Regions from separate parts of the Homo sapiens genome. Here region 1 is linked to region 2. A link is an interaction called in ENCODE POLR2A ChIA-PET data of the cell type or tissue named here. Cell type or tissue: OCI-LY7. All regions are shown on one strand. Each heading gives the region's core, and the rest is flanking DNA. Links, peaks and the distances in the headings are about the cores only. Region 1 has its middle 76 kb from the start of EGFL6. Region 2 holds the start of LOC124905248 (a long non-coding RNA gene).

What was found. Peaks named below come from ENCODE experiments on the same cell type or tissue, not always from the same donor. Only the 100,000 strongest peaks of a DNase experiment are listed, where the experiment ranks them.
Region 1: POLR2A ChIA-PET joins it to region 2 with 13 read pairs; 7 of 35 experiments call an interaction of 5 or more read pairs at or near these places.

What each region holds. Positions count from the first base shown.
Region 1 is chrX:13,490,914-13,496,295 of GRCh38, reverse strand. No RefSeq gene overlaps it. Among named protein-coding and RNA genes, the nearest start is that of EGFL6, 76 kb to the left of the region's middle. In OCI-LY7, for the core only: no CTCF peak of the experiment used is centred there; no DNase peak of the experiment used is centred there.
Region 2 is chrX:13,417,748-13,423,129 of GRCh38, reverse strand. LOC124905248 (a long non-coding RNA gene) reads left to right here and starts at 3,025. Exons shown (of 2, transcript XR_007068395.1): 1 at 3,025-3,561. In OCI-LY7, for the core only: no CTCF peak of the experiment used is centred there; no DNase peak of the experiment used is centred there.

The DNA.
Region 1 (5,382 bases), core at 327-5,326, 73 kb before region 2:
TGTTAGGGAGAAGGGAGAGTTTCTCTTTGTTGTAAAATCAGGGTTCCTATTTTTCAGACTCAAGGTGCAGTGTCCTGTTGCTTATTACTGAACTCAGTAACGTTTTCCATGTCACCACCTCCCTCCCCCATGGCATCTCCACTCTGTTAACGAACATCTTTTTCTAAACTGAGCCCAAGCCTCCCATCTGTCCCGTATCGTAGTTGTGCTTTTTTTTTTTTTGAGACAGAGGCTGGAGTGCAGCCATGCGATCAAAACTCACTGCAGCCCCCGCCTCCTGGGCTCAAGCGATCCTCCCACCTCAGCCTCCCGAGTAGCTGGGACCACAGGCATGTACCACCACACTGGGCTGTTTTGTATTTTTTGTAGAGATAGGGTTTCGTCATGTTGCCCAGGCTGGTCTCAAACTCCTGGGCTCAAATCATCTGCCCACCTTGGCCTCTCAAAGTGCTGGGATTCCAGGCATGAACCACAAGGCTCGGCCCACAGTTGTGCTTTAGTCCCTGATTCAAATCCTCCTTCAGCTGGTTTACAAAGTATCCGTGTTCCTGCCTCTTCCTGGGGTCCTGACTTACTGTTTCACAAGGTGTCCCACCCCAGGATTTAGCCCTGTCCTCAAACCCCAGCTTGCTGGCTGGGACTTTTACTCATTGCTTGACTTTACAGAAGCAGCCTGATTTTACAGTAAAACTCTTTACTGCTTCAGATTCCCAGCCACTCTGTCCCCACACCTGGCAGAACATAGTGTCTTTTGCAGGGCCATTTGTGCTGTCATCCATCTTGAATTATGCCTGTGGCTTGCCTCCCCTGACCCCACCCTGCTGAACCTTTGATGAGAACTGGCCTGCTTCCCAGTATTGATCTGTTCTAGAGCTGAGCTCTGTGCCAAGCTTCCTTCTGAGCCACCCTATTGCTGTGCCAAAGTTGCATCAGGTCTAGACATCCAAACCTGGATGGGTGACACTAGGGCAGATATAGAAAACAGAAGCCAAAGCACTGAGTCAACAGGGGTGGAAAAACTAGGGGGTCCCATGGTCACAACGGAAGTGATCCTAGAGTAATAGGCCTTGGCACTATTGCAATTTGGGGCCTGATGGTCCTTTGTTGTGGGAGTCTCTCTAATGTACTATAGGAGGTTTAGTGGCAGCCCTGGCCTTTACCCATTTGATGCCAGTAGCACCCCACTTCCCCAGCTGTGACAAAGAAAAATACCTGCAGATATTGCCAAATGTCCCGAAAGGACAAATATCACCCCCATTGAGAACCACTCATATATATTATTAAAGATTTCCCCAAATGGTTCTTCAGTTTGGACTTTGTGGACATGTTTGTTTTTAATCAAGGTTTATCAACCTCAGCTCTATTGATATCTTGGTCCCAGTAATTCTTTATTGTGTATGTTGGGGGCTGCTGTCTTGTGCACTGGAGAATGTTTAGCAGCAGCCCTGGCCTCCACCCACTAGATGACAGTTGCACCTGCCCACCTCCCAGTATTGACAAACAAAAATGTCTCCAGATATTGCCAAATATCCCCTGGGGAGCAACGCCTGGTTGAGAACTGTGGTCCCAGAGCAATGCTCACTCTTGCTGCTGGTGTGCATGGCGTGATGGGAGCAGAAGGGACTAGAAGGAAGCAGACAGAGAAGAATTTTGGAAGGGAGCCCTTCTCAACTGATTCTTTTGAAACTGAGAAATTTCAAAACAACAACACTGGTTTTTTTTTAATTGACAAACTAACAGTGAGTCTGTATTAGTGGTTCTCAACAGGAACAGTTTTTCCTCATAAGCGGACATTTGGCAATGTCTGGAGACATTTTTAGTTGTCAAAACCAGGAGGTGGGGATGCTACTGGTGTTTAGTGAGTAGGGACCAGGGATGCTACTAAGCCTTCTACAATCCACTGAACAGCCCCCACAAAAGAATAATTAGCCCCAAATGTCAATAGTGCCGAGGCTGAGAAACCCTGGTCTATATGCATGTCATTCAATTGGATTTGATTGGAAGTCTTAGTGCAATTCACCACATTTGAATTCCACTTGCAAAACAGTCTTTACAAACAATGCAGGACACTCACTCCAAGTCTGGGTGACCAGTTGTTCTACTTGTATTACTGAGGAACCAACATAGTTTGCACTGAGAATGCCAAGAGGGTCCCCAAATTGTCTACTTGATAACATACCCAACTCATCTATATGGATAATAAGCTCTGTCCCAACTTTCTACAAAGTTGTTCAAGGGCATAACTGAGGCAAGTGGCTAATTCAGAAATGTCCTGGCCGGTAGAGTTCCCTGTGAGAAGAAATCAGACCAACTTCAGGGCAGGAACTTTGTGATCATTATTTTTGGCTACCCAGAGGCCGTTCTTAGCACTGGTCACAATTTAAACTATGCCCTGGGTAGGGGAGGGATTCCTGCTTTTTTTTCGTCATATGTTTGAAATGAATGAACTTTGAATTTCATTTGAGTCAGTTTCATCAGAGCTAGTATGGTCAAGTGCCCCAAATTAGTCAACCAAACAGCAATGCAGAGAGGAAATCAGTGGTTCTCACCTCTGGTGCACATAAGGATTTTTGAACAATACCAATTGTTCAAAATCGGGGAGTTTTAAAATAATACTGATGCCTACGACTCCAATTCCCAGACCAACTAAATCAGGATCTCTGATTTAAGGCTTCCCAGCAGAGTCAAGAACCTGCAGAATAAATGCAATTTGAAAAAGACCATAGTGGAAGAGCAAAGAGAGAAGATGGCCAATGGCAAAATCATGGGAACTGTACCGTGTTCTCATGACTCCCACCCCTAGCTCCAGATGGGGTTCAGCCCCAACAACAGACAATGATCCAACCTTTCATTAGAAAGGACAAGTGCTGCCTGTCACTTCTGAAGTCCTGTGGATTTTTTCTTATTTTTTTTTCTAATCTTAGCGTTCCTTCTTTTTACTTTGCTCACTTTTGAGCCACCATACAGGTAAAAGATACAAATTCCATAATAAGGGAAAAAGATTTTTTAAAAAGCAAAAGTTAAGGCCGGGCGTGGTGGCTCATGCCTGTAATCCCAGCACTTTGGGAGGCTGAGGCGGGCAGATCACTTGAGGTCAGGAGTTTGAGACCAGCCTGGCCAACATGGTGAAACCCCTTCTCTACTAAAAAATAGAAAAGTTAGCTGGGCGTGGTGGCATGCGCCCCTAGTCCCAGCTGCTCGGGGAGGCTGAGGTGGGAGGATCACTTGAAACTGGGGGCAGAGGTTGCAGTGAGCCAAGATAGTGCCACTGCACTCCAGCCTGGGTGACACAGTGAGACCCTGTCTCAAAAAAAAAAAAAAAAGGCAAAAGCTAAAATATGGGGCTTTATGGAAAAGTATTATAAAATGGGAACAGCTGGTGTGCAGTTATTATCAGCTAGAACTTCAGAATTGCTTCAGCAACACTTAATTTTGCTCCTTATGGAGAAACCAGCCTGCTATCTACAGTCTCTCAATTACCATTACCTAGGAAAATTTCTGAGAAATGTCTTGATATGACTTTTCTGCCATGTTACTCAAAGTTTGGCAGCTATAGTTTACTTAATGGGTTTTCTGCACCATTAGGAGTTTCATGTAGGTTACCCATTTAATACATTTTTAAAAAACCATCATAATTTTAAAAATATAAAGAATAAGTTTTGATATTTAATAATAATAGATTCATACTAGTGAAAGGGAAGACATTCTTTGTAGTCTACTATCAAAGTGGCAGAGACTGGCTAGTTGTTCACCAAACCATTTCCTTTCCTCTCTTGGACACATGACCAGACTACATCTCCCAGCTTCCTTTGCAGTTAGGTGTAGCCATGAGACTGAGTGCTGGTGAGTGAAAGGTGAGGGGAAGTATGGGCTCTATCACTATCTAATGGTGCTTCTGGCTCTACAAAAATGAATGAGGGGTTTCTAGTGTGGGCTTCAAAACTAATAATTTATTAAGATATCATATTCGTAAGCGTTACCAGCTGTACAGTCCCAACATTTGGATTGGGGTAGGTGTTAATCTGCTTATCCTCTGATCCTCTTCCTATTTCCCCAAAACCTGAGGTGCCTGAGCAGAGGGCCTCTGAGACAAATGTTGATATACAAAGAGTAAGTCCTCTATATTTTTCTTACAATTTATCAAGAAGGAAATACTGGCTGGGCTTGGTGGTTTACGCTTGTAATCCCAGCAGTTTGGGAGGCCAAGGCGGGAGGATTGCTTGAGGCTAGGAGCTCGAGAACAGCCTGGGCAATATAATGAGACTCCCATCTCTATAAAACATTTTTAAAAATTAACCAGGCTTGGTGGTACGTGCCTGTAGTCCCAGCAACTCAGGAAGGCTGAGGCGGGAGGATCACTTCAACCCAGAAGTTCAAGGTTGCAGTGAGCTATGATCATGCCACTGCACTCCAGCCTGGGTGACAGAGCTAGCCCCTGTCTTGAAGAAAAATAAAAATAAAATAATTTTTAAAAATATAAAAGAAGGAGATATTGAATCTTGAGGAGCAAAAGCTTTTAGCCCGAACAACTGGAAGCTTGGAGTTTCTTTTATTAAGAATGGGGTAGACTGCAGTACAGGCAGGTTCTCTTTTATACAAACAAGGTGCCCCTCCCTAAGCCCTCCAGGTATTGCTTTGGGATCCACAGGGAAAGGAGGGTCCTGTACTCACAGATATGAAAATCTGAAGATGTTATGCATTCTTGGGCAGAATATCATATAGATGATATTGTATCTTTTTCAGGGTAACACATCTGGAGGCATACCATATTTTAATTTAGCTGCCCTTCATTGGTGATTTTAATTTAGCTGCATAGTATTCCACTGTGTGGATGCACCATAGTTGATTAACCAATGTCCTATGCTTTGACAAATATTACTGCAATAAATAACATTTTGCATATGCATTTTAATATCGTTAGAGGTGTATTGCAGTGTAAATTTCTACAAGTGGCATTGCTAGGTGGAAGGGTAAATGGATATGTGGTTTTGTTAGATATTGCCAAATATCCCTACATAGATATTGCACAGTTTTGCATTTCCTCTAGCAATGAGAGTGCTTATTTCCCCACAGTTTAACAACAGAACATGTTGTCAGGTTTGAGTTGTTGCCACTCTGATAGCTGAGAATGGTGTCGCAGTGTAGTTTTAGTTTGCATTTCTTTTGTTATGAATGAAGCTGAGCATCTTTTTGTAAGTTTAAGAGTCATTTTTACATCTCTTTTTGCGAATTGTCTGCTCAGGACTTTTGCACATTTTTCTGTAGCATTTTTGGCCTTTTAAAAGTCAACTAAAAAAGTCCTTTGCATGGTAGGAATTTTAGCTCCTTAGCTGTAAGATTTGTTGTAAATTGCTTCTCCCAGGGCAAGCTTCTCCTCATAGG
Region 2 (5,382 bases), core at 209-5,208:
CAGAATTCAAGTGACAAGTACAACTGGCCTACACAGCTGTGAGAACAAATTCTACAACTGATTTGAAGTAAGCATACAGCCCAACTGGTGAGAGAGAAATTCTCAAGGGTGACAGAGAGAGTGGCCTATTAGCTATCGGTGTTCAGTGTGCCCTGCCAGTGTGTAGAAGAGGGAATGGAGGCTGGTGAATCCCTGGTGTTGGTTTGGCAAAGTGTCATATCAGAGCTTCTGACTTAAGGCAGGGCTGGTTTTGGAGAAAATTGTAAAGAAATGTGCTCACTTGATGTTTTGGGGAGCTTTATTGAGGTATAGTTCATAAATAGGGATTATATATATTTAAGATACACAACTTGATGTTTTGATACATGTAGACATTGTGAAATGATCATTGCAATCAACCGAATTCACTTATCTATCACCTCACATATTTTCTTTTTTTCCTTCTTTCCCTCTCTCCTTCCCTGCCTCCCTCCCTCCCTCCCTCCCTCTCTCTCTCTTTCTTTCTTCTTTCTTTTTCTTTCTCTCTCTCTCTCTCCCTTCCTCCCTCCCTCCCTTCCTTCCTTCCTCTCTTTCTCTTTCTTTTCATTTCCTTCCTTCCTTCCTTCCTCCCTCCCTCCCTCTCTCTCTCTTTTCTCTTTCTTTCTTTCTTTCGCTGAGTACACTTGATATCTACCCTCTTAGCAAATTTCAAGTATATAACACAGTATTGTGACAGCACAGTAGTCACTCTACTGTATATTAGACTCTGAGCACTTATTCAACTTGTATAACTGAATTTTTATCGCCTTTGACCAACATCTCCCCACTTTCCCCCCACCTTAGCAACCATCATTCTACATTCTACTTCTAAGAGTTTGACTATTTTAGATTCTACAAGAAACATGCTCAGTTGGTTTTGATGCTCTGATCTTGCAGCATTCTCTGCCCACTGGCAGACACTCACAGTCCTTGAGTTTCCCTAGCTTCTCAGGGCCTCCCACCAAGTCTTTGCACCCAGTACGGGACACTGCCTCAATGCTTCTAGATCCCATTTCAGTGGATGGGATTTTAGGGCCTGAGAGTACAGAATTTTAAAAAATAAAGTAAGTGCAGAAGTATGAGTCTCTAGAATGCATTTCCTTGCAGTGTACTGTCTTTTGCTTGATAACCCTTATTATTTGCTAGATACGGAGATAAGTCCTCATACAAGGAAGAGTTACAGAAAGAGAAAATGAAAGCATCCTTGCCCTTTGGCAGCTTACATTCTAAGCAAATTTGAAATGCACATGTAATTTCTAATTAACCTTTAGAAATAAAAATAAATCTGGAAACAAATTAGGAAACATACCAGAGAGAATGTGGCCATTTTGAAATGCCCTTTTCTCTCAACAGTCCTTGTGATTTCTAGGATTATTGGGTTTTCTTCTTAGGCTATCCCATTAAACCTTGCAAGGTAAAGTAATGGAGAACCAAAAATGTCCCAGTTTCTTCTTCAATAAGTGGGTCTTTGTAGGTTGAGTCCCAAGGACCTTGCCAACAGTAAATGATCATATACTTGTTGATGTGTATTATGACTGTGTGTGCTTATTTCTTTTAATCTTGCCCTCTTGGCTAGACTATTATTTTTCTTTTCTTTTCTTTTCTTTTTTTTGAGATGGAGTCTCTGTCACCCAGGCCACCCAGGCTGCAGTGCAGTGGCACAATCTTGGCTCACTGCAACCTCCGCCTCCTGGGTTCAAGCAACTCTCATGCCTCAGCCTCCCGAGTAGCTGGGATTACAGGCGCCCACCACCATGCCCAGCTAATTTTTTATATTTTTTAGTAGAGGCGGGGTTTCGCTATGTTGGCCAGGCTGGTCTCAAACTCCTGACCTCAGGTGATCCACCCGCCTGGGTCTCCCAAAGTGCTGGGATTACAGGCGTGAGGCACCGTGCCAAGCCCTAGACTATTATTTTTCAATCATAGTACCTTTTCCATTTAGAGTCCACACAACTTCAGATCTTTGTCCCTAATGGGTGTGTATTAAGTGCTAATTTACATATGTTATGTATGTTATGGCAAACTGAGCAAGTATGGTCATTACAGGCAAATGCTTCGCCTGTGGCTGTGATTTCCACATTGCTGTATACACAGCACATCTACTCCCAGGCTTGTTCCGTTTTCAGACCTTGCGTGATGGCCCTCAGCACAACAGAAAGTTCTCCAACTGGTAAACTTTTACCTACCTGACTCCTGAACCGTGGTACCTGCCAAAACAGGCCCAAAGACTATCCCCAGCCCTTTCTTTCTTTTAAGCCCTCCTAACAATGACTGTGTTGTCCCTCCTAGTATTCTGTGTGCTTCTAACATTCTGCTTTAGGAATACAGTACTGTCTTTCAAGAGGCTGATTAGAAGGAAACAGAAATTGGGCAGTTGAAGACAATTCCTAGTCATGTTCTAAAAATAACAGATTGTTGAGGCAGTGTTGGAAGTAGGCTTCTTGAAATGCACACACTGTCCTTGTCTGATCATTGTCTATTGTGTTGAGTAAGGTGCCTTATGCACAAGAACATACAGGCCCAGAGAGATCCATTGCCACCATTTTTAGTTAGAGGTCATAATAGCCCCAGGGGTTTCACAGTCTGTCTCAGTGGAACTGATCTTGGAAATCGCCTCCTCCCACAGTCTTGTCATTATCCCATTTTCAATTCGCCCTGCTCACTGGCAGATAGCATCTCTTTGGGAGATGGATGGGGACTGCAAGTGAGTAGGGACTGCGGGCTGGGGGTGAGCCCCTTCTCTGAGCTCCTCTTGTCTTTACCAGGCTTTTAAAGTGCACAATCATTTTTTCTTTTATTATATAAAGGTGGCAGGTTTATGTACAGTTAAGGAAGAATCCTTTGCAGGTGGCCAGATTTTTATTTCTGCTCGCTGCATGTGGAAGGGGGTGAACTAAAAGGATATAACATAAATTAAAACCCAAGCAGGTGGTTTCATGCTCAGGGACCGAGTTGGAAACATTGCAACGTGGAGGCGATATTCAAATTAAAATGAGGAAACACGGACATGCTTCGATTACTGTGACAGATAATGTCAAGAACTTCTTTCCTGGCAGGGTAGATTCTGATGTGGACTAAAATTGATTTGTGTAGTTATCGCCCTGTGGTCTGTGGAAAAGTAAACATCGAGACCAAAATAATCTCTCTACCTATGGACGCAGGAGTAGTGAAAGGAGATGCACCACCCCTGGCCTTTGGCACTGTGTGTCAGGTTGGGGCCATAGCCTTACTCTTGGGAGTGGGCAAACCCTATCATCAGGCCCCGTGCGGAGGGAGTCATCTCCTCCACCGCCCAGGACTCTTTACACACGGAAGAATACCACCTTTTGGCAGAGGCAAGAGCACTTCATGTTAGTGACGCTTCATGTGATGGAGGATAAAGGGACAACACTCTTCTCTCCTGGCGTCCGGTAATTTTCATCATTTTAGAATAAAAGGAAGGTGCCGTCAAGACAAACGAGGAGTTATTCTTAGTTTTGGCAAGTCCTAAAACAGTGATACGGGGGCTGAAGAGTTCACGTGGAGTAGAAAGTTATTGCCAAGGTAAGTGATCGCACAGGCCCATGATCCCACAGTGCATACATTGACTCTGTAATTCGGTCTCCATAGAAGTTGATTCAGCACCACTTTTGCACCGAGTGGGTGTGGCTGTCACGAAGAGAAAGCCAGTGGGAGCAGAGATAGTTGATTTATGTAACAACTTTCATGCCTCATAGATTGTTCCATTCTCTAGAAGAAATAATTACCTGCTTATGAGCAGTTCTTTGGAGCAGAGCTCTGCTTCTTTTCTGCATAGTACAGACGTTATTTATTTCTAACTTTTGCCTCTGGGCCCTCAATATGTAGTCCAAATATACCACAGAAACACGAGACCTCTAAGGCAGCCAGGCACAAAATGTCGAATTGAAGGGAAAAAAGCAAGGTTAAAAAACAGAAATCATAAATTATCTTCTTGAAAAAATTACATGCATAGCACCAATCATTCTTCAATTCCTCCATAGCAATTTGACCTGATACTCATTTTTAAAACACAGCTCTCATTCTGGGTATCCTCTCAGCTTTCTGGGATAGGTTCCTGAAACAAAAGCCAAACAAAAGCCGAACATTCTAATGAAACATGGCCACAAACACTGGTGCAAGAAGTCTCCAAATCACTCAAAAGAATGTATATAGCATGAGTCGTAGGGAGTACTTTCTAGATGAATGAGCCTTGGGCTTGTTTTCGTCACTGGAAGGAAACGATTGTCTGACATCTTTGGAGTTGGAACATGGCTCTGAGCAGTTAAATTATTTCTGACAGAACTGCTTAAGGCAACTTCATATGGTTAGGGGGAAGCCCTATGAATTATTGAATTGCCCATTTTCCTGCACACAGAATTTCTCACATGAACCAATTTACCATGGGGACAGATAAAGTACAAAGCAGGAAAAAAAAAAAAGCAGAGGCAGTTTTTAAGAAGGAATATTCTAGGAACCTGGGTGCTGGGGTTTGGAGTTAATCAAGTTTACGAACTTCTCATCTCTGCTCCATGAGGGACTGGAAGCTGGCATTCATGAGATTACTGGAAATGATCTACACACAAAGGAATTTGATAAATGCTAGCTTGATACCCACTATAATATGTGTTTTGGGTAAGAGAGGAGAAAATGGAGAGACAATGGCAAAATGTACAGAGTCAGCAGTTCTGACTAGGAAGAGGAAGCAATAGTCATTCAGCTCATTTGCTGCTCAAACCAAACAGATCCACTTCACACCAACAGAGTTGCCTGGGGGCCTCCTTATCCCTGTGTCTCAGGAGTTGGGGTCTGGGGCCTCGGGTCTTTTTCTGCTCCAGCACGAGAGGATCTGCTTTGGTTTGCAGCAACAGCAGACGGATGGAGAACCTGGTACTGTTTGGGGCTCTGCCTGTTTGGTGGTAACTTCTCAGATGGACAAGTGGGCTCCTCTCTGCCTGCAGAGAGCTATTATCATATATATGACTCTCCAAGAGAGCAGCCAGGATAGGCCTTAGGCATCGTTAAAAAAAGAAGTTGAGGCTGGAGATGGCTCATGCCTGCCTTCCCAGCATTTTGGGAAGCCAAAGTGGGAAGATCTCTTGAGGCCAGGAGTTTGAGACCAGTCTGGGCAAAGTAGCGAGACCCCATCTCTACAAAAAGAAGAAGAAGAACAAAAAAAAATTAGCCAGGCATGGTGGCCTGCCCCTGTAGTCCCAGCTACTCAGGAGGCTAGGTTGGGAGGATCACTTGAGCCCAGGAGGTTGAGGCTGCAGTGAGCTATGATGGTGCCACTTCACTCCAGCCTGGGTGATGGAGTGAAACCCTTTCTCCAAAAAAAAAAAAAAAAAAAGAAAAAGAAAAAGAAAA